2 separate regions of the Homo sapiens genome follow, and region 2 is linked to region 1. The links are chromatin loops, found by intact Hi-C in ENCODE. Cell type or tissue: heart right ventricle. All regions are shown on one strand. Links, peaks and the distances in the headings refer to the core of each region. The heading gives the core; the rest is flanking DNA.

What was found. A loop is a pair of places that touch in the nucleus more often than their neighbours do. Peaks named below come from ENCODE experiments on the same cell type or tissue, not always from the same donor. Only the 100,000 strongest peaks of a DNase experiment are listed, where the experiment ranks them.
Region 2: it touches region 1 in a loop (2.1-fold over the local background); 3 of 110 quality-filtered maps call a loop at or near these places.

What each region holds. Positions count from the first base shown.
Region 1 is chr2:37,518,313-37,529,319 of GRCh38, reverse strand. No RefSeq gene overlaps it. Among named protein-coding and RNA genes, the nearest start is that of LINC03063, 39 kb to the left of the region's middle. In heart right ventricle, for the core only: no CTCF peak of the experiment used is centred there; a DNase peak (open chromatin) is centred at 5,260; H3K4me3 peaks cover 445 bases; H3K27ac peaks cover 2,612 bases.
Region 2 is chr2:37,802,999-37,814,005 of GRCh38, reverse strand. No RefSeq gene overlaps it. Among named protein-coding and RNA genes, the nearest start is that of PIRAT1, 67 kb to the left of the region's middle. In heart right ventricle, for the core only: a CTCF peak has its summit at 4,360 (motif pointing right); a DNase peak (open chromatin) is centred at 4,339; H3K27ac peaks cover 1,468 bases.

The DNA of each region.
Region 1 (11,007 bases), core at 2,883-7,882:
ATCCCATGGGAAACAATTTTCCAAAATCCAATAAAAGATGTCCCATTATTTTCAAATACGCAGAGGTGCTAGATTTCAGAAACGCAAAACACAACATAAGTATCTGAAACAAAATGCCTCGGTGTGGTTTTAAAAGAATGCCTATGTGTTGTCAAAAAGCTTTTTCAAGGCAAATGATGCTGGCTTTCCAACTGACATAGCTAGTGTTTGAAATAAGCCTGTTTTCATGGTATTATACCAGACTCTGTAAATGCAATCCCTATAATTACCTAAAGTAGAGGTGCATAAAACACATAAAATAAGGACTCTGCAAAAATTTGACCAACTTTTATGGTGTCTCACTCTCAGTGTGTTTAAGCATGAATATATAAACATTGGAGGCAGTTCTTAGAACAAACCAGATAAAAATAAAATAATGACCAGGTAGGTTATAAACTGAGGTAATAACTCTGCAAACACTTCTCATGAAAAAATTCAAAATTAAGAGGTCACCTATTCTACTTGTTTTCCATTACCTGTGACAGGAGACACATGGAGTAAAAGCAGACCATTAAGGAGGTGGTTAACAACCCCTCAACCTAACATACACACACCATATAAAGCTAACTAAATAAACCAAACACAACCAGTCAGTGTAAAGACTTTCATTCAAAAGTAAACTTTGGGCTAAAGATATCAAGACTTTCTAGTTGTTAACCTGTAGTTCTATCCTTTCCTGAAAGTACAGGCCTTGCCATTAATTCTCTCATTATTAGAATAGTAGAAAACAAGCCTGGATATTGACCAAAGTTTACATTTTACATTTCAAACATGAAAACTCAGAACTGTGCATTTCCAAGTTTATAGTGACATCTGGACAGGTTTTTAAAGTGACGGTGCTGAGGCATGATATTCACAAACACTGGTTTTCTGTTGAGAGTATATACACCCACACCAAATTACCCTGAAATGTCTCCTATTTTCTTCCTAGGAAAATTCTAGGCTTTTAAGTTTAAAAAAATAAATGCCTATGATGCAATTATTACTTTCTAGAGTTAAGCACATTCTTACACACAGCAAGATTTGAGGACCACTATAATCTAGAACCTACTCTAAAATGAATCATTTCCCCTAAAATCAAGTGGAATTTTCCTCAACCAAAAACCTCAGTCTGCCTTTCCTAATTTTCTCCCAGCAATATTTTTTATTCAAAGTTGGTGGCTCATGCCTGTAATCCCAGCACTGTGGGAGGCCAAGACAGGTGGATTCCTTGAGCCCAGCAGTTCGAGACCAGCCTGGGCAACATGGTGAAACGCCGTCTCTACAAAAAATACAAAAATTACCTGGGCTTGGTGGTGTGCGCCTGTAATCCCAGCTACTCAGGAGGCTGAGATGGAAGGATCACCTGAGTTTGGAGGTGTCGAGGCTGCAGTGAGCAGTGCAATGATCACGCCACTACATTCAAGCCTGGAGACCCTATCTCAAAAAAAAAAAAAAAAAAAAAACCAGAGTTGAATAAATTCTCGCCTGCTTAATTATTCCCATTACCAATTATGGTGAAACTCAGTTTAAAAGATTTTACTTTCACTAGTCAGTAAAGTCCAGATATAAAATATCTCACCACTTTTTGAATATGGCCCTTATAGGAGTCAGATCGTGTCCCTGATTCATTGTGAGAGAGAATGCATCTCTCCCTAGAATATAAAAAGCTCCCAGAACAGGTGTGTTGGGTAAATAAGAGTTACCATGGCATCCTGCTCCTCTGTGGACTCCCCTCCTTACAGATTTAGTTGTAAATATCATTCTTGGCTAAGTTCCTCATTCGTATGACTCTGTGATTTGTCAAGTGTGAACTAATATGAACCCTCTTTTCGTACATTTAACGTGTTGACATTGGTCCTGATGTTAGAATAAAATGGCACACCTCCCCCAACCAGTTCACCTGGCAGATAACAGGCCCTCGATAAATATGTGTGGAATGAATGACCAGCGGGATACCACTGCTCTGGTATCTCACCACATAAACATTAGAGGTAGTTCTTAGAACAAACCAGATAAAAATAAAATAATGACCAGGTCAACCATTAGAATATAAAAAGCTCCCAGAACAGGCATGATGAGTAAATAAGAGTTACCATGGCATCCTGCTCCTCTGTGGCCTCCCAGAGGTTAGTAAAACCCCCATGGTTAATAAAGCTGCTGAGAATCTACTCCAAGAAGTCTCATGGGCTCTCTCATAACCCATAACAGATATGCCTTAAAGTCCTTCATTAATTCATAACTATTTATTGAGCACCTATTATGTGTCAGGCACTGTTCTAGCTGCTGGGGATGCAGAAGTTAACACAAAATTTCTGTCCTAGTGGAATCTATTTCAGTGAAAGATGATAGACAATAAACAAATAAACAGATCAATGAGAGAAATAAATATAGGGGTAACTATTATGAAGAAAATGAAATAGATGTGATAGAGAATGTATTGTTTAGGGTACACCTGAATTTCAGTAACAGAGAGATTGAAAATACGGTGCTTAAAGAAGATAAAAGTGTATTTTTTTTGCTCCTAAAGGTGACCTGTCCAGGGGTGGAAGGTGCTGCATCTACAGGGGTCCCCAAGGACCAAGGTGCTATCCGTCTCCCTGTTCATCTCCCAGAGTGGTATACTCATCCAGTGCACTCATCTGGAGCAATTCACATGCACCATGTCTACATTCCAGCCTGTGGGAAAGCAAGAAAGGATGACCAGGACACACGGTGCATCAATAAGAAGATGACTATAAGTGTTGTGTTTTCATTCCTCTCACTTCCCATTGGCCCAAACTTAGTCACGTGACCACAACAATTACAAGGCCATCTGGGAAGTGTAGTATCTATTTGAGCAGTTGAGTATCTGGCTACAAATTGGAGCATTCTGTTATTTTAAGAATAAAGGAATAAAAGACACACACTGTGGTCTTCTGCCGTAATTGTCCAGTTGTTCTCTGGACTAGAGGTGAAGATTTTTTAGCTGGGGGTTTTGTTAAAGTAGTCAGAAAGACCTCTGAGGAGGGACATTTGATACGAGATTGAAAGACACAAAGGATGCAGTCATGGAATATATGTGAAAATTAGAACATCAGCAACCATGAGTAAAGATGACAGTGGACCTGTGTATGTTTCAAACTAAAGTTTTAACTGTTTTTTTAATTTTTAAATTTATTATTTTATTTTCTTTTATTTCATTTTATTTATTTACCTTTAGATGGAGGTCTTGCTATATTGCTCAGGCTGGTCTCAAGCTCCTGAACTCAAACAATCTTCCCGCTTCAGTCTCCCAAATAGCTGGGACTATAGGTGCTTTCTGCCACACCCAGCTTTTGGTTTTGTTGTTTAGTCATTACAATATGTAATTATTTAAGATAATCTCAATAAAAGAGCACATCATGAGATATACAGATAAAACATACATTTTATCTATATCTATTTTTAACTGGTAAGATTGTCAATCCTGTTTCCATACCATATCTGGATGCTTTTGATACATTGGACACGTAGTCACAGGGAATAATTTACATAGATGATTGTTTGGTAGAAATGAAATTCTGGAAGCCTGATTTTTTTCCATTCATTTTTCCAATCATCTCAGATTTCCAAATGGAAAATCTTTGCAATCCCTCCCATAACCTAAGCTACCGTGCAGCCCCATGGACAGACTAACAGGGTGTAGAATGGAGAAATCTTTCTCTAAAGTAAACTAAGAGGAACTTCTAAGTTTTGGGCTCAGTTACCAGCCAGATGGATTGTATACAAGGCAAGAAGTGTTTTGACATTGATTATGAGGACAGAAAATGCCTCCTGGAAAGGTGGCTTGTCCTTGCCCCATTCTGGGCATTTGCAATGCACTTGATAGATTCAGGTCTAATTGAAACCATAAGAAACACCACCTGAGGCAGACCGATAGTCCATCTGGCCCACTGCTCAGGCTCAGACAGAAGCATCCAAAGACTCTGCGTGAGGAGGTCCAATGCCTCATCGGATTTCAGCCATGAGAAGGTAGAAACATACCCTGAAGAGCCCTTACTTTCCTCCGCCAAAATAAGGGATTGTGAGTGAGGCAGTGCTGCTGTCCTCTCCCAAATCTCCCACTTCCTCTCAGGGGAGCTGCCATCTGCTTCCAAGTCCATGAGTGTTCATTTATTAAACAACAGACCTAGCTCCTGACAATGCTTGCCGGGAATGTATACTTCACAATAATAAGCCTTAGACACTGGGGACAAAAATGATCAGAAGCACCATTTTCCCAGGGAATTTATCCACTTGGCAAACCCTGGGCTTGTGAAGACATGGCCTGCCTTCTCCTTCAGTGAAATAAGATAATTGTTTCTGAAGAGTAAAGTTTTATATTTTAGAGTGTTGAGGTCATATCCCCTTCTTTCTATGGGCTCCCCAGGTAAGGAGTTTCATTAAATATTTTCTTTGCTGTGAAATTGCCCTCACAACAGCATCTATCCCTTGGGCTAACCAAAAACTTTAAGGCACAATCTAACCACAAGATTTTCAGTGAAAACCTTTATTTAAATCGTGTGTGTGCATGTGTATGTGTGTGTGTGCATAAACATAGCATGAGTATGTGGCATATGAAAGCTGAAAAATCTCTGATGCTGTCCACATCTCCATCTTTCCACCTGTCCCCCACCTGGCTGGCATGGGCTAGAGGGGCGGGTAGTGTTCTGGTGGCAGCCTCCTGAGACCTAAATGGCCTTTGTTACATACTTCAGAGCTGCTTAACACCCCTGACATGTTCTTAGCTATGAGCTCAGCTCCTGGATTCTTCCAAAATCTGTAGCTCACACTTTTCTTACCTTTCAAATCCTCAAACTATAAAACCTGAAATATAAAGTGCATATAGAGGAGAAGAATGCAGATTGAAACCTTGAGTGCTTGGGAGCTTCCAAGAGTACTTTGCACTCACTAACTAGAGGATGTAAAAGTACCTGTACCCACAGCACACCAGTTGCACAAAGGCATAGAAGTGTTCTTTGATCTAAAAGGATCGGGGAAGCTCTCAGTCACCACGTGCTACCACTTCCCTAGCTGGACAATGCTTTGGAAAACAACTGGATGCATGATTGCATCTTAATTCTAACCCTCCTCCATTTGAAAAATGAGGATACTGGGGCCCAGAGGGATTTGGGGACTTGCCTCAGGTCACAAAGTCAGGGAAGGGCAAGCAGTAACTGGAAGCAGGAATCCAATGTCCTTTTCATTCCACCAGTGTTTGTTGGAAAGAGTATATTTCTGCTTGTGAGGCAATCTTCAGTCTGCAGAGCCGTAGTGTAACGTTTTGGCATGGAGTAGCAGTGTCGTAATCTTCCTCTAACACTTCCCCAGTCCTAAAAACCATATAAGGAATTTGAATCTCTATCATGGTTCCCAATTAGCTTTGACAAACTTGATGTCTTGCCAGCCAGTAAACTACATCACACCCACTGATTCCAACAGGGCAAATCATTCTATTAAACACTGAGACTTAATATCTCAGCTAAAAACAACCATCTGTTCACACTTAATTACCATCTTCCCCAAACATATTTATTTGACAATCTTAAAGAAAACTCCAGTTGCAGAGAGGACTGAGGATTTGAAGGTTTAGCATTTCTGCTTAAGAGCTGTCAGTTAAACTTAAAATTATCTCAGTCCTGGTTCAAGTCCTACTGGAAATAGAAACACACATTTTTCAGATGGTTCCAAAAACATTCTTGCATTTATTTTCTAAAAAGAAAACTTTAAGAACAAATCATGAAAAAAATAAAATAAAATGAGCTGCCTTGCTTTTTCTTTCCCTTTTTTTTTCTTTCTTTCTAGCTTTCTTAAACATACTTGTTCTCGAAAGAAAAAAATTGGAAGGAAAATACTCAGATGCCAGGTGTACCTTTATTAATTGGCTTAACATGCTAGTCAAGAAACCAGCTAGCTACACTAACCACCATCATCATCTCTCTGTGCCTCTCAAAGGAGACTGCTGGGTTTCAATCACTGTACATAAGCAGTTTTTTATTCTCGTGTCACCTCTGTAGAGATCTAATTTACATGTGATCACTTAAAGCCTCTTTTGAATGTTTTAAATAGTCAGAATCTCAATAGCTATCAACTTTTCAGAAGGGGCTTTAGCTTTAATTGTATTGTACATCAGGTATTCTTATAATGTTAAACAGTCAAGAAATTTATAGTAAAGAAAGGAATTCTTTGTCAAGCAAATAAAAAAAAAGCTGATAGCCACAACATTCATAACCAAGACTTTTTTTTTTTTTTTGGCTTAACTATTAGCCACCCCACAAGGCAAAATATCCCTATCCCTAAATTTCGAAAATATTCTATTTGGGGAGTTATTTTTTTGGAGTAAAGAAGAATGAGTTGGACCACCTCTGGCCATCTGTGTGTTTTTTCATTTTTGTAGCCTTTGCTGACTGCAATGCACTCTGGTATCTTGGACTCTCTTGGGGAAAAATAAGCAATTAAGAAGCTTTCCAGAGACCAACAGTTGTATAGGAACGACTTGCAAACAACATTTCATCACTCAGGGAATAAACATCATTGCTTATGATGTACCAATTTCTCTGCTAATATCTGGGAATACAACCATAAGCCGGATAAACAAGTTTGTTGTCTTCCTGGAGCTTCCAGTCTAGAGAGAGAGAGACTAAGAATGCTGCTTAAATAACAACATACATAGAAGAAAAATGATCTGTCAAAAAAAATCTGGCTTTTTAAAAGTAATTTTCAAAAAACGGTGAATATACTGTTTCAATATTTTAAATACTGACCTATAAAAAAAGGAATTAGCATCTATTTCATTGCTACTATATGCAAAGGGCTTTCCATATATTTTTATTTAATTTTCACAGAGATCTTTGTAAGTAGATATTAAGAACACTGAGGCTCAAAAGTTGAAGTCTCCAAAACGAAAACATGGCCTGTAAGGGATAAAGCCCAGTAATACCATCCACATTCATCTGATTCAAAAGTCCATGCATTTTCCCCTACACTTCCTGATTTCCTTGACTAGGCTTTGGCACCTTAGCCGAAACGCTCACATTTCTTCAGACTTCTCTTTCAACAGTGTACAAGGAGGCACACAAGGTTCTCTAGCTGATATCTTTATCTCTGATTCGAATAATTATCTGAAAGTCCAAAAACTTCATTTAACCTTAAGTAAAATCTTCAGACAACCCCACCCCCATCTCCAGTAGCAACACAGTCTGATGTTTCATAATTCCTCAAGCATGCTAGCACTGAATGAACTTCAACTTGCTTAGCAAATTTTCATTGCAGACGAAGTTTCTGTGCTAATCTGGAATTGATACCTTATAAGAATACAGCCCAAATTGGGAAGTTGAAGAGTTTATATATCTCAAAATTCCTTAGTCATAAAATAATGAACTAGCAACAAAAACGTCTACCTTCCTAAAGCATATTACAATCTGACTGCACAAGTCTTTTGTTCTAAACACTTATAAAGGGAAGTGGATGGTCCTACTGGAATCCTACTAGACATATAAATGAAGAATTTTATATTACATTTTGTAAAAAGTTTATTCTCCCTCAATATTTAAGGGAATTAGCTGGCAACATTGGCCAATAAGCAACCCACATTTACCTACAGAATCATTTTTAAATATTTTACTTTTTTAAAAAAGTACACATTTTGCTTCCAGTATGTAGCACCAAAGGCCCATTCCAGGGCATCCCTCCCACTGAATAAACTAAAACCTCTCAAAAACAAAAATATAGAAGGAAAGTAAGGGGAAAGGTAGATTCAAGAATCCTTAACAAAATATTATTACACTGTGTTTAACAATATACAGACAATACATCATAACTGTGTAGAATTTATTCCAAGGAACTAATGTTGGTTTTAGCATTTGAACACCAATCAAATATAATTCACTCATTAACAGATCAAAGGAGAATATTCATATTATCATTTTAATAGATGGGGAAAAGACATTTGACAAAATTTAGCACTCATTTGTGATTTTTTTTTAAAACTCTCAGCAAACTAAAAATATTTGGAAATTTTCTCAAATTGACAATAGTCATCCATGCAAAACCTACAGCTAACATCATACTTGACATTGGCACCCTAAGATTGGTAACAATTCAAGGGGACCTGCTTTCACTGCTTCTGTTCAATATTATACTGGGAGTCTAAACCACTGTAATATTTTTTAAAAGAGGGAGAGGGAAGTAAAATGAAAAAGATGGGAAAGAAATAATAAGAATAAAGATCAATAAGAAAGTAAAATAATATTTACAGGCAATAGAATTATTTATGTAGGAAATCTCAGGGAATCCACAAAATAATTACTAGAACTAATAAATAAGTTTAGTAAGGTACACGGACGATATTTTTAAGCCATCGTATTCCAGTATATAAGCAGCAACAATTCAAAACTGAACTTTAAAAAAATTCCATTTACAATAGCAATAAAAAAATTGTTTTAAGCAAGTCAAATGTGTCTACACCAAAAACTATGGAATACTGCTGAGAGAAAGTAAAGAAAACCTAAATAAAAGGGAAGATAGACCACATTCGTAGATTTAAAGACTCAGTGTATTAGTCAGCATTCTCCAGAGGACATATATAAGAGGAGATTTACCATGGGAATTGGCTCACTTAAGTATGGAGGCTAAGAATTCTCATGATATGCTGTCTACAAGCTGAAAAACCAGGAAAATCATTGGTGTAATTCAGTCTGAGCCTGAAGGTCTGAGAACCAGAGGAAGGGTGATGGCCCTGGTATAAGTCCCAGAATCCAAAAGCGCAAGAACCCAAGCTTCAATATCCAAGGGCCAAAGAAAATGGGTATCCTAGGTCAAGGAGAGAGAGAATTCACCTTCCTCCACCTTTTGGTTCTATTCGCTCCCTCAATGGATTGCATGATGCCTACCAGTGTTGGCAGCGTGGATCTTCTATACTCAGTCTACTGTTTCAAACACTAATCTCTTCCAGAAACACCATCACAAATACATCTAGAAATGATGTTGTTTACCAGCTATCTGGGCATCCCTTAAACCAGTCAAGCTGAAACAAAAATAACTATCACATTCAATATTATTAAGTTGATGATTTTCCCCAAGGTGATCTATAGTTTCAATGCACTGTCAATTTTTTAGGAATTGAAATGCTGATTCTAATACATATATATATGTATGTATATGAAAACACACACACACACACACACACACACATATATATATTCATATATATTCATATATGTACATATATATTCATATATATATTCATATATGTACATATATATTCATATATATTCATATATATATACATATATGTACATATATATTCATATATATTCATATATATACATACATTCATATATATATTCATATACACATATATATTCATATATATATTCATATACACATATATATTCATATATATTCATATACACATATATATTCATATATATATTCATATACACATATATATTCATATATATTCATATACACATATATATTCATATATATTCATATACACATATATATTCATATATATATTCATATACACATATATATTCATATATACATATATACATATATATTCATATATATATACATATATTCATATATATACATATATATTCATATATATACACATATATTCATATATATTCATATATATACATATATATTCATATATATTCATATATACATATATATTCATATATATACATATATACATATATACATATATATTCATATATATACATATATACATATATATTCATATATATACATATATACATATATATTCATATATATACATATATTCATATATACATATATATTCATATATATACATATATTCATATATACATACATGTATATATTCATATATACGTATATATTCATATATATATTCATATATATGTGTGTGTGTGTATATATATATATATATATATATATATATATATATATATATATATGAAAACACAAAAGACCCAAGCATTCTGTTAAAAGAAGAACAAGGTTGGGACACTTACCTGATTTCAAAAAATATTTTATAAAACTCTGATAATAAAAGCAATATGGGCTGGGTGCAGTGGCTTATGCCTATAATTCCAGCACTTTGGGAGGCCAAGGCAGGAGGATCACTTGAGGCCAAGAGTTTGACACCATCCTGGGCAACATAGCAAGACCCTGTCTTTACAGAAAAAAAAATTTTATTTTAAATTAGCCAGGCAAGGTGGTACATGCCAGTATTCCTAGCTACTCAGGAGACTAAAGAAGGAGGATAACTTGAGCCCAGGAGTTCAAGGTTACAATGAACTATGATTGCACCACTGCACTCCAGCCTGGGTGACAGAGTGAGACTGTGTCTCTAAAAATAAATAAATAATAAATAAAATAATATAAAATAAAAGTCAGTATGATACTGGTGAAAAGACAGACATATAAATTTATAGAAAAGAATAGAGAATACAGAAATAAACCACATACATATGGTCGATTTGTTGTTTTTTGTTTTTTTTACAAAAATACTAAGGTAATTCGATGGGGAAAGGATTTTCAACAAATGATGTTGGACACATTGTTCAGAAAAAAAAATTAATATGGTCCTTTACCTCACACCATCCACAAAAATTAACTCAAAGTAATCATAGTCCTAACTTTGAAACATAAAACTCTAAAATTTTTTACAAAAAGCGCAGGAGAATTACATCTTGGGGTAGGCAAACATTTCTTGGCTAGAACACAAAAAGCATGAGCCATAAAAGAAAAAAAATAACTGATCTTCGACCAAATTTTAAGTGTTTTACTATCTGAAAGACACCACTAAGAAAACAAAACTGCAAGCCACAGACCTGGGAAAATATTTACTAAACATATATCAGACAAGTTCTTGCACAGAAAATATATTTGAAAATTTTATCACTCAACAGTAAGAAGACAAACAATCCAATTTTTAAAATAAGTAAAACATTTATATACTTTACCTAAAAGGACCTATAGTTGGCTCAGAAGCAT
Region 2 (11,007 bases), core at 1,988-6,987, 290 kb before region 1:
CATATAATAAAAATAGTTCATTCCTTTATATTGGTAAGTATTTCATTGTATGGTTTTCCCACGGTTTGTTTTTCCAATCACCAACTGACAAACATTTGAATCATTTCCAGATTTAGAGCACATTAATTAAGCAGGTTTTAAAACTGAGGTAATTTGTCTCCTTTAATCCCTAGAATGAAGTTCCAGAAAACACACTTTCTGAAAATAGCCATGAGTCCAGAAGTCAAATTGAACCTTCTTCAAAAGACCAACCTCTTTCTATTAGCAGTCCAGGGATCCAGATGCTTGCAAATGTCCAGTGCAGGCCGATCTCAGACACTCCTCACAACAGAGGGGTACTGATGGCTGAGTAGACGGTGCCTGGGGAAGGCTGAGCCCAAGGCACAGAAGCAGGCAGAGTCCAGTTCCCTGTTTCTCCAGCATCCTTAGGTACAAGCGCACCATCTTGCCCCAGTGCTGGAATTCTTCAGAACCAGAGTTGCATCCAGGTCTCTTCTCATTAAAGCACTTCTAATTCCATCACTCAGCCCCAGCACAGGATGGCGGGACTAGAGGAGGTTCCGAAGTAAGTCATCTAGTAGGCATGGGCAATAGAGGGATGATGCCAGTGGGAGGTAGGGGGAATGGGAGGCAAAGCTCCACACTGGAACTGCTGCCAAAGAGCATGGCGGCAGAGGCCTCTTCTCTGGCAGTGATCCCAGGTGCTGGTGGCGCAGGATGCTTTCACAGCAGTATTCAGGGCACCATGACGCTCCATAGGTTCAGCTTAGTGGACATAACACCCTCCATGGCCTGACCTACAATGATTGGCTCATGGCTTTTAGTTTTCACACAGTCACACCTCAGGGTGAGCCAGCTCTGCAATAGGATGCACTGCTTTGTCTGCAGCCTCACAGACCTGAAATGCACTCTCATGTCCTGTGCCTCAGTGCTGGCTGGGCCTTGGTCCTATTACATCTTGAACTCAAGGTAATACATCAGTGGCCGGGATTCACACTCAGAACCACCTTGAAAGTCTGTGCTGTTACCACCATGTCGCAGAGGTAGAAGTAGATGTCTGTATAAACAACCTTTGGGTAGCAGGTGGTCAGTTAGGCAGGAAAAATAGTTCTGCTACATTATATATATCAGGAGTATATTGACAGGAACATGTGTGTTGGGAATATATATGTCAGGAACAGCATGAAGAAAGAAAGGCTTTGACAGTTCTGAGCAAGCTACATCACACATCTTGCTAAAGTTTTTGCTATATGGAATTGGTCATTCTAGAGATGTCAGTTACCTAGCACAAGAATTGCAAAGAACAAGGTTGGCAATGGAAACCCTTCCTAAGGCAGAGAACTATGTGTTTAAGAACAGGGGCTCAGCAGCAGATGCCTAAGCTACACAGGCTAGGGCAAGCCACTGCCCTCTTGCGTCTGTTTTCTCATCTACAAAATATGAAAAATAACTGAATTTTCTTCAACACTTGTGAAGATGCAATGTGATGACAAATGTTGAGAGTTTAACACTGTGCCTATTTTGTGGTAAGAGCTCTGCTCTTACTCTGATAGGGGTATTCTCCTGCCTTCACACTTCAGACAGAAAAGCCACCCTCAGCAGCTTTCCGAGGACTGCAGAGGGTCAAAATGACCCCCTCTGTGGATTCGTAGAGTTTTCCAAAGAGGAGGGCAACCAGAAGTCAGCTCTGCTCAGAACTGCTCCAGTGAGATATTGGCATGTGGATGAAGGCTTATTTGCTTAAATCTACAGGGACAGATATGAAGGATTAATCTGAGCTCCTGGAAATTCTCTTTATAAGAATATTTATACTATACCCAGAACAAGGTTTTTCTTTGCCCATGTGAATAGAGATTGCTCTATTAACATTGAGAAATCCACAAGGCAAATTTAATATAAAGTGAGGATCTCTTTGTGCTTGTTTTCCGAGAGTGAAATATTCCTCAATTGCAGGCTTAACTCCCTGGGATATTCACAGTAAACATCCACACACCCTGCCCCACATGCACTTACACACATACCACCTAGATTACCTAGATTTGCTAGAAGACTTCTGAAATATTCTCCAGAGAAAGAACCTAGATTTGAGTCCTTAGGACAGGGGTTCTCCTTTCACCGATAACAGGTGAAAATTTTAATACTCCTTTCTTACCCTCTCCCTTGTGCTACCCTGTTTGGTGAAAATGTAAATTCGTACAATTTCCATGGAAAACAGTACGGATATTTCTCAAAGAACCATTCAATCTAGCAGTCCCAGTACTGGGTATCTACCCATATGAAAAGAAATCATTATATCCAAAAAATACCTGCACTTGCATGTTTACCACAGCACTATTCACAATAACAAAGATATGGAATCAACCTAAGTGTCCATCAATGGATGATTGGATGTAGAAAATGTGGGATATACAGATATGTGTGTGTGTATATATATATATATATATATGTATATATATATATATATATATGCACTATGGAATACTACTCAGCCATAAAAAAGAATGAAATCATGTCTTTTGCAGCAACATGGATGGAACTGGAGGCCATTATCCTAAGTGAAACAATTAAGACACAGAAAGACAAATACCACATGTTCTCATTTATAAGTGGGATCCAAATAATGTGTACACATGGACATAGAGAGTAGAAAAACAGATACTGGAGATTTGGAAGGGTGGGAGTGTGAGAGGGAGGTGAAGGATGAAAAATTACTTAATGGATACAATATACACTATTCAGATGTTGGTTACTCCAGAAGTCCAGACTTCACCACCATGCAACATATCCACATAACAAAATGGCACTTGTATCTCTGAAGTCTAATATATATATATATATATATATACATTTTTTCTTTTTGAGATGGAGTCTCGCTCTGTCGCCCAAGCTGGAGTGCAGTGGCGAGATCTCGGCTCACTGCAAGCTCCGGCCTCCCGGGTTCACACCATTCTCCTGCCTCAGCCTCCCACGTAGCTGGGACTACAGGTGCCCGCCACCACGCCCGGATAATTTTTTGTATTTTTTAGTAGAGACGGGGTTTCACTGTGTTAGCCAGGATGGTCTCGATCTTCTGACCTCGTGATCCGCCCATCTCGGCCTCCCAAGGTGCTGGGATTACAGGTGTGAGTCACTGCGCCCGGCAGATAGATATATATATATATATATATATATATATATATATATATTTTTTTTTTTTGAATGACCTACCAAGTCACTCAGACCTCAGCAAAAGATAGAAATTGCTGCCCTTAGTGATACAATCAGATCTCATTCACATTAATGTTGCTGGTCTTTCTTCATATTTTTGGGCAAGGGAGAGAGGGCCTCACTGTTATGTTTCTGACAACTAATCACTTTCTGTGCCCTCTGCCAGCTTGGGTACAATCAGCTTCCTCTGGCAGCCCATCTGGAAGTGAGTTCAATCGTCTGTATGTGGATGAGTGTATGTATATGTACTCTATTTCCTTTTATTAACATAGGGACCATTTCTCACCTTGTTTTCTAGCTTTGCAGCCAAACTGAGTACAGGGCTCTTATTGATTTTTGTGGCCTGGAGTTGGGTTTCTTTCAATGAAAATGAAACTTACTCAGATCAGTCCCATGGAGCATGGAGCAAGCAGAGAAATGAGCCATAAATTCAGGTGTACCCAAGTACGGGCTGCAGTTGGATTTTGTTCTTTCTTTGAGTGCAGGCCAAATGTTGCAGTTGGGCTTACACTGGCTGTACAGGGCAGATTTGTGGAGCTTTTACTATGAAACATACTTTCCATTATTCACCCTACTCACATGAGTTCTGCTAGAAAAAAGAATTCTCACTGTGGATTTGAGTTTACTAGTTCTGAGGCCAGTACATTTGAAGTGGAGAGGCATGAAAAGGGGGAGGTTTTCTACTCTATCCCCATGTGTTTATCATTGCTGAGCACTTACGTGTTAGGGAAGGAAGAAATGTTCTTATACTGGATTAAACTTTGCAAATAGCATTATTGTTCTGTAGACCAATAGGGTTTTATTTTTTAAAGTCAATGAAATTGACAACTTTTGGAAAGGATTTGAACTGTATTTCTGCTATTTCTGTTAGACAAACACAGCTGAATGACTTCTTAACTCTCTTGTTGGAGTGTTGGACTTGGTACCTTTATTAAAGGCCACTGGATTGAATTGTTATATTCCAGGGATGGGGTTTGACCTAATGGAATATCCATATCTATGCAGGGTGAGTGGATTTCTTATCTAGAATGAAACAACCAGCCAGCCAACTCCTGAAGTTGAGAACATGACTCTGGCTCTTCTCTTAACTTCCAAAGGGATTAAATTCCATAAAACCTTTTAACCTCAGAGTTTCACATGTTGAAAAGAGCAGAGCCTGCAGGGGTCGCTCATTCCAAGTATCTTTCTTTTAGTTATTTTTTTGATGATATGAAAAGACTGCTGACTGATTGTTTGCTGTTTTTAAACAAAACTTCTGTGAAGAGAGTCAAGGTAGAATTTCCTCTTTGTATTTTGTTTGCTTCCTTTCTTTCCACTTCTCTTTGCTCATCTTGCCAAAACTAACGTTTCTCTATGGCTTTGGTATGCTTTATCCTGTAGCAGGACTTTTGATCTCTAAAGATTTAAAGTTTGGAATAAGCATTGGTGGCCTTGAGTTTGCAAAAATCTTTCTTAATCTCCTTAATGTCTTGCTTTTTTGAACATGCCATTGCCCAGTAATGTGGCTTCCCTTATGTAAGTCCAATTAATCAGTTCAACACAGTATTGGAAAAATATCTGGTAAATTTGGAACGGTATAGCTAGGCTGAAATAAGCTTTTAAGAAGTCATGAATTCACTGTAAGTGACTCTCAGAACTTTGCCTATAGAACTGGCTTAGGAATCCAGATGGGGCCCTGAATCAAGGAGAGAGTATCTCTCATTCTTAATTCTAGTTGCTATTGATTTAGCAACTCTTAAGGAAGCATGGTAATCTTTCCTTTTCCCCAATTTGTTGTTCATTCTCCTTCAGAGGAAAGGTCGTTCTCATTTGTTGGTTATTGTGGAGCAACTTAAGCACAAAACCAGAAATATCAATGCTCATAGCTAATCTCCACGTGGCCAGCACCTGTGTTCTGTTTCGACACCTGGGCTCATCTGTGCAACCACCTGCAAATCCTGACCACTGATCATGAAGTGAGTTAAGTGTGTTGATAAACCAAGCAGATTCACTTCACTCCTGGAAACCTACTGTATTAGTCCGTTTTCATGCTGCTGATAGAGACATACCTGAGATTGGGCAATTTACAAAAGAGGTTTAATTGGACTTACAGTTCCACGTGGCTGGGGAGGCCTCACAATCATGGCAGAAGGCAAAGAAGAGCAAGTCACATCTTACATAGATGCCAGCAGGCAAAAAGAGAGAGAGCTTGTGCAGGGAAACTCTCCCTTATATAATCATCAGATCTCGTGAGACTTATTCACTATCAGGAGAATAGCACAGGAAAGACCTGCCCTCTGTGATTCAATTGCCTCCCACCGGGTCCCTCCCACAACACCTGGGAATTCAAGATGAGATTTGGGTGGGGACACAGCCAACCCATATCACCTACCATCAAGGAAAACTACGCTGTTTGAAAGTCTTTGACAGGTTATTTTGAATTTATATTAAGGATTATATTTTTCTTAAGTATCTTGTGAAAAGTTTTTAAAAGTACAGTTGTAGGAAAACAGGGCCTACTTGATAACATATAAGGGTTAGGTCACTTTTTAAAAGACATAAAGCAGTTTACTTTTGCTGAAGTAGCAAGGTCTATAGTTCCTGAAATCCTAGAATTCCCTTATTCTGATAAGACTGGGTATTTAATGGTCAAGGTTCTGAGTTGCCAACAAAAGAATCCATTCTGATTAGTTTAATCAGGAAGGGGGTTTATTCAAGAATATTAGGTAGATCACAGAAAATCAAGGAGGGGCAGACAGTAGGCTCTGAGCCATTCAGGAACAATCGTGGACACACAACAGGAGCTTCTTGAGCAAATTTTCCTTTGCCACTATTGCTTTGTATCAATGAGGAAACCAGGATGGATACCAGCAGCTTCTCCCTATTCTGATCTTGAAGATCTAGAGGCCTCCATCATCATATCAATTTCTCTCCATGCAGCCAATTCCTTGGGTTGCTAATTTCCAAAATCTAAGACTATCATGGGTAGATCTGATTGGTGGAATCTAGGTTACCCTAGCTACAAAAGAGTTTCGGTGTGGAAGATTTCTAGCTTCTACCTTGGGAAGGTGCAACTTATCATATGGGATATTACTAAAAGGTAGAGAAGATATCATTAAAATTAAAACCATTTATGCTTCAAAGAATACCATCAAGAAAATGAAAAGACAACTCACAGAATGGAGAAAAGCTTTGAAAATCATATATATGATAAGAGACTTGCATTTCTTGCCTATAAAGGAATCTTACAACTCAATAACGAAAAGAAAAATAACTGAATTAAAAATAAGCAAAAGATCAGAATATACATTTCTCCAAAAAAGATATACAAATGGTCAATAACACATGAAAGATGCTTAACATCATTAGCCATTAGGGAAATGCAAATCAAAACTGCACTGAGATACCATTATGAATCCACTAGGATGGCTATAATAAAAAAGACAGATAACAGCAAGTGTTGGTGAAGATGTGGAAAAAGTGGAACTCTCATGAATTGCTGGAAATGTAATATGGTGCAGCCACTTTGGACAACAATCTGGCAGTTCTGCAAAAGGTGAAGCATAGAGTTACCCAGCAATTGCACTCCTAGATATATAGTCAAGAGAATTGAAAATGTAAGTCCACACAAAATCTTTTACATCAATATTCATAGCAACATTCTGCAAAATAGCTAAAAAATGTAAACAATCCAAATGTCCCTCAGCTAACTAATGGATCAACAAAATGTGTATATCTATACAACGGAAGATTATTTGGTCATAAAAGGAATGAAGTACTGATGTATGCTACAATATAGGTGAACCTGGAAAACATTATGGTAGGTAAAAGAAGCCCATCACAATGGATCAGATATTGTATGATTTCATTTCTTTGAAATGTATTCTTTTTCTAGGGCTGCCACAACAAAGTACCATAGACTTGATGGCTTAAACAACAGACACGGATTTTCTCACAGTTCTGGAGGCTAGAAATCTGAGATCAAGACACCAGCAGGGTTGGTTTCATTCTGAAGCTGCTCTTCGTGGCTTGGGGATCCCATCTTCTCCCTGTGTCTTCACATGGTCTTCTCTCTGTGCCTGTGCCATAATCTCTTCTTTTAAGGAACCAATTGTATTGGATTAGAGCCCACTTTGGTGACCTCATTATTACTTAATTACCTCTTTCAAGACCCTGTCTTCAAATACAAATAGAACCACAACATATGAATATCAGGGGGACACAATTCAGCCTTTAACAGTCTATAATAGGAAAACATATAGAGACAGAAGATTAATGAACAGATGGTTGTCGTATTAGTCCATTTTCACGCTGCTGACAAAGACATACCTGAGACTGGGCCATTTACAAAAGAAAGAAGTTTAATTGGACTCAGTTCCACGTAGCTGGGGAGGCCTCACAATCATGATGGAAGGCAAGGAGGAGCAAGTCACATCTTATGTGGATGACAGCAGGCAAAAAGAGAGAGCTTGTGCAGAGAAACTCCCATTTTTAAAACCATCAGTTCTCATGAGACTTATTCACTATCATGAGAACAGCATGGGAAACACCTGCCCCCATGATTCAGTCACCTCCCACCGGGTCCCTCCCACAGCATGTTGGAAGTCAAGATGAGATTTGGGTGGGGACACAGCCAAACCACATCAGTTGCCTAGGGCTGGACAGTGGTGGGAGGTTTGGGAGATGATGGTTAATGGGTCCAAGATTTCCTTTTGGGGGCAAAAACTGGAAGCATTCCCTTTGAAAACTGGCACAAGACAGGGATGCCCTCTCTCACCGCTCCTATTCAACATAGTGTTGGAAGTTCTGGCCAGGGAAATTAGGCAGGAGAAGGAAATAAAGGGTATTCAATTAGGAAAAGAGGAAGTCAAATTGTCCCTGTTTGCAGATGACATGATTGTATATTTAGAAAACCCCATCGTCTCAGCACAAAATCTCCTTAAGCTGATAAGCAACTTCAGCAAAATCTCAGGATACAAAATCAATGTACAAAAATCACAAGCATTCTTATACACCAATAACAGACAAACAGAGAGCCAAATCATGAGGGAACTCCCATTCACAATTGCTTCAAAGAGAATAAAATACCCGGGAATCCAACTTACAAGGGATGTGAAGGACCTCTTCGAGGAGAACTACAAACCACTGCTCAATGAAATAAAAGAGGACACAAACAAATGGAAGAACATTCCATGCTCATGGGTAGGAAGAATCAATATCGTGAAAATGGCCATACTGCCCAAGGTAATTTATAGATTCAATGCCATCCCCATCAAGCTACCAATGACTTTCTTCACAGAATTGGAAGAAACTACTTTAAAGTTCGTATGGAAGCAAAAAAGAGCCTGTGTCACCAAGTCAATCCTAAGCCAAAAGAACAAAGCTGGAGGCACCACGCTGCCTGACTTCAAATTATACTACAAGGCTACAGTAACCAAAACAGCATGGTACTGGTACCAAACCAGAGATATAGATCAATGGAACAGAACAGAGCCCTCAGAAATGATGCCGCATATCTACAACCATCTGATCTTTGACAAACCTGAGAAAAACAAGCAATGGGGAAAAGATTCCCTATTTAATAAATGGTGCTGGGAAAACTGGCTAGCCATATGTAGAAAGCTGAAACTGGATCCCTTCCTTACACCTTATACAAAAATTAATTCAAGATGGATTAAAGACTTACATGTTAGACCTAAAACCATAATAACCCTAGAAGAAAACCTAGGCAATACCATTCAGGACATAGGCATGGGCAAGGACTTCGTGTCTAAAACACCAAAAGCAATGGCAACAAAAGCCAAAATTGACAAACGGGATCTAATTAAACTAAAGACCTTCTGCACAGCAAAAGAAACCACCATCAGGGTGAACAGGCAACCTACCAAATCGGAGAAAATTTTCGCCACCTACTCATCTGACAAAGGGCTAACACCGAGAATCTACAATGAACTCAAACAAATTTACAAGAAAAAACAAACAACCCCATCAAAAAGTGGGCAAAGGACATGAACAGATACTTCTCAAAAGAAGACATTTATGCAACCAAAAGACACATGAAAAAATGCTCATCATCACTGGCCATCAGAGAAATGCAAATCAAAACCACAATGAGACACCATCTCACACCAGTTAGAATGGCGATCATTAAAAAGTCAGGAAACAACAGGTGCTGGAGAGGATGTGGAGAAATAAGAACACTTTTACATTGTTGGTGGGACTGTAAACTAGTTCAACCATTGTGGAAGTCAGTGTGGTTGATTCCTCAGGGATCTAGAACTAGAAATACCATTTCGCCCAGCCATCCCATTACTGGGTATATACCCAAAGGATTATAAATCATGCTGCTATAAAGACACATGCACACGTATGTTTATTGCGGCACTATTCACAATAGCAAAGACTTGGAACCAACCCAAATGTCCAACAACGATAGACTGGATTAAGAAAATGTGGCACATATACACCATGGAATACTATGCAGCCATAAAAACTGATGAGTTCATGTCCTTTGTAGGGACATGGATGAAACTGGAAACCATGATTCTCAGCAAACTATTGCAAGGACAAAAAACCAAACACCGCATGTTCTCACTCATAGGTGGGAATTGAACAATGAGAATACATGGACACAGGAAGGGGAACATCACAATCCGGGGCCTGTTGTGGGGTCAGGGGAAGGAGGAAGGATAGCATTAGGAGATACACCTAATGTTAAATGACGAGTTAATGGGTGCAGCACACCAGCATGGCACATGTATACATATGTAACAAACCTGCACATTGTGCCCATGTACCCTAAAACTTAAAGTGTAATAAAAAAAAAAGATTTCCTTTTGGGATAATGAAAATATTGATTGATGTAATGGTTGCAAAATTTTGTGAATATACTAAAAGCCATTGCATTGTACACTTTATATGGGTGAATTGTGTGGTATGTGAATTACATCTCAATAAAGCTGTTACACAAAAGAAAAAGAGGAGGGAGTTCAGAGATATTAGGTGGCCACAAATAATCAGTGTCTATTACACTACCTTCAGCTGAGAAATTAAGAACAAGCTAGGAAATAACACCCCATGGTCTCCTGGACTAGGCCGAAGTGTCCCCTTTCCTCAGCCTAATTCTAAATCAACTTGACATGCCCAGTGGGAACACTGGCATTGCTGCTCTTTTGCCACAATGCCAATGTCCTTCTGGAATCTTTGGGAACGAGGCAACTGGCTGTGACCAATGTCATCCCTTTGATGTCCAGGATGCATGTGGCCACCCTGGTAAGCACCCCTTTCCTTAGCCAAAGCTCTGAGTGCATCCCTGAGGACCTATATATGGTAGAGGAGGGAAAGAGGTTCTCAGAGACATAGTTTTTTCAGTCCTGGAATATTTGTATTTTCCAGTTAAGTGGGCATTCATTAGCCACATAACACCATTTTGGTCAACAAAAGACTGCATATTGGAAGGTTGTCCCAGTAAAAAATACTGTATTTTTACTGTACTTTTCCATGTTTAGATATATGAATGCTTATCATTGCATTACAACTGCCTACAGTATTCAGTACATTCAGTACATGCAAGTACCCTCTATGGTGTTTACACAATGATTAAATCATCTAACAATGCATTTCTCAGAACATATCCTCCTTGTTAAGCATTGCATGTCTGTACTTCAAAAAATGTTTAACCTAGAAGGCCATCTCTGTAAGATTCAACAGAGCCTGCCCTGGTTATTTATTTTGCTTTTTTACAGCATTATCCCTTAATCCCTGTTTGGCTCTTCTGCATTACAAGGCCTCTTACTCATCTCCACTGTGGACTTCCCTCAG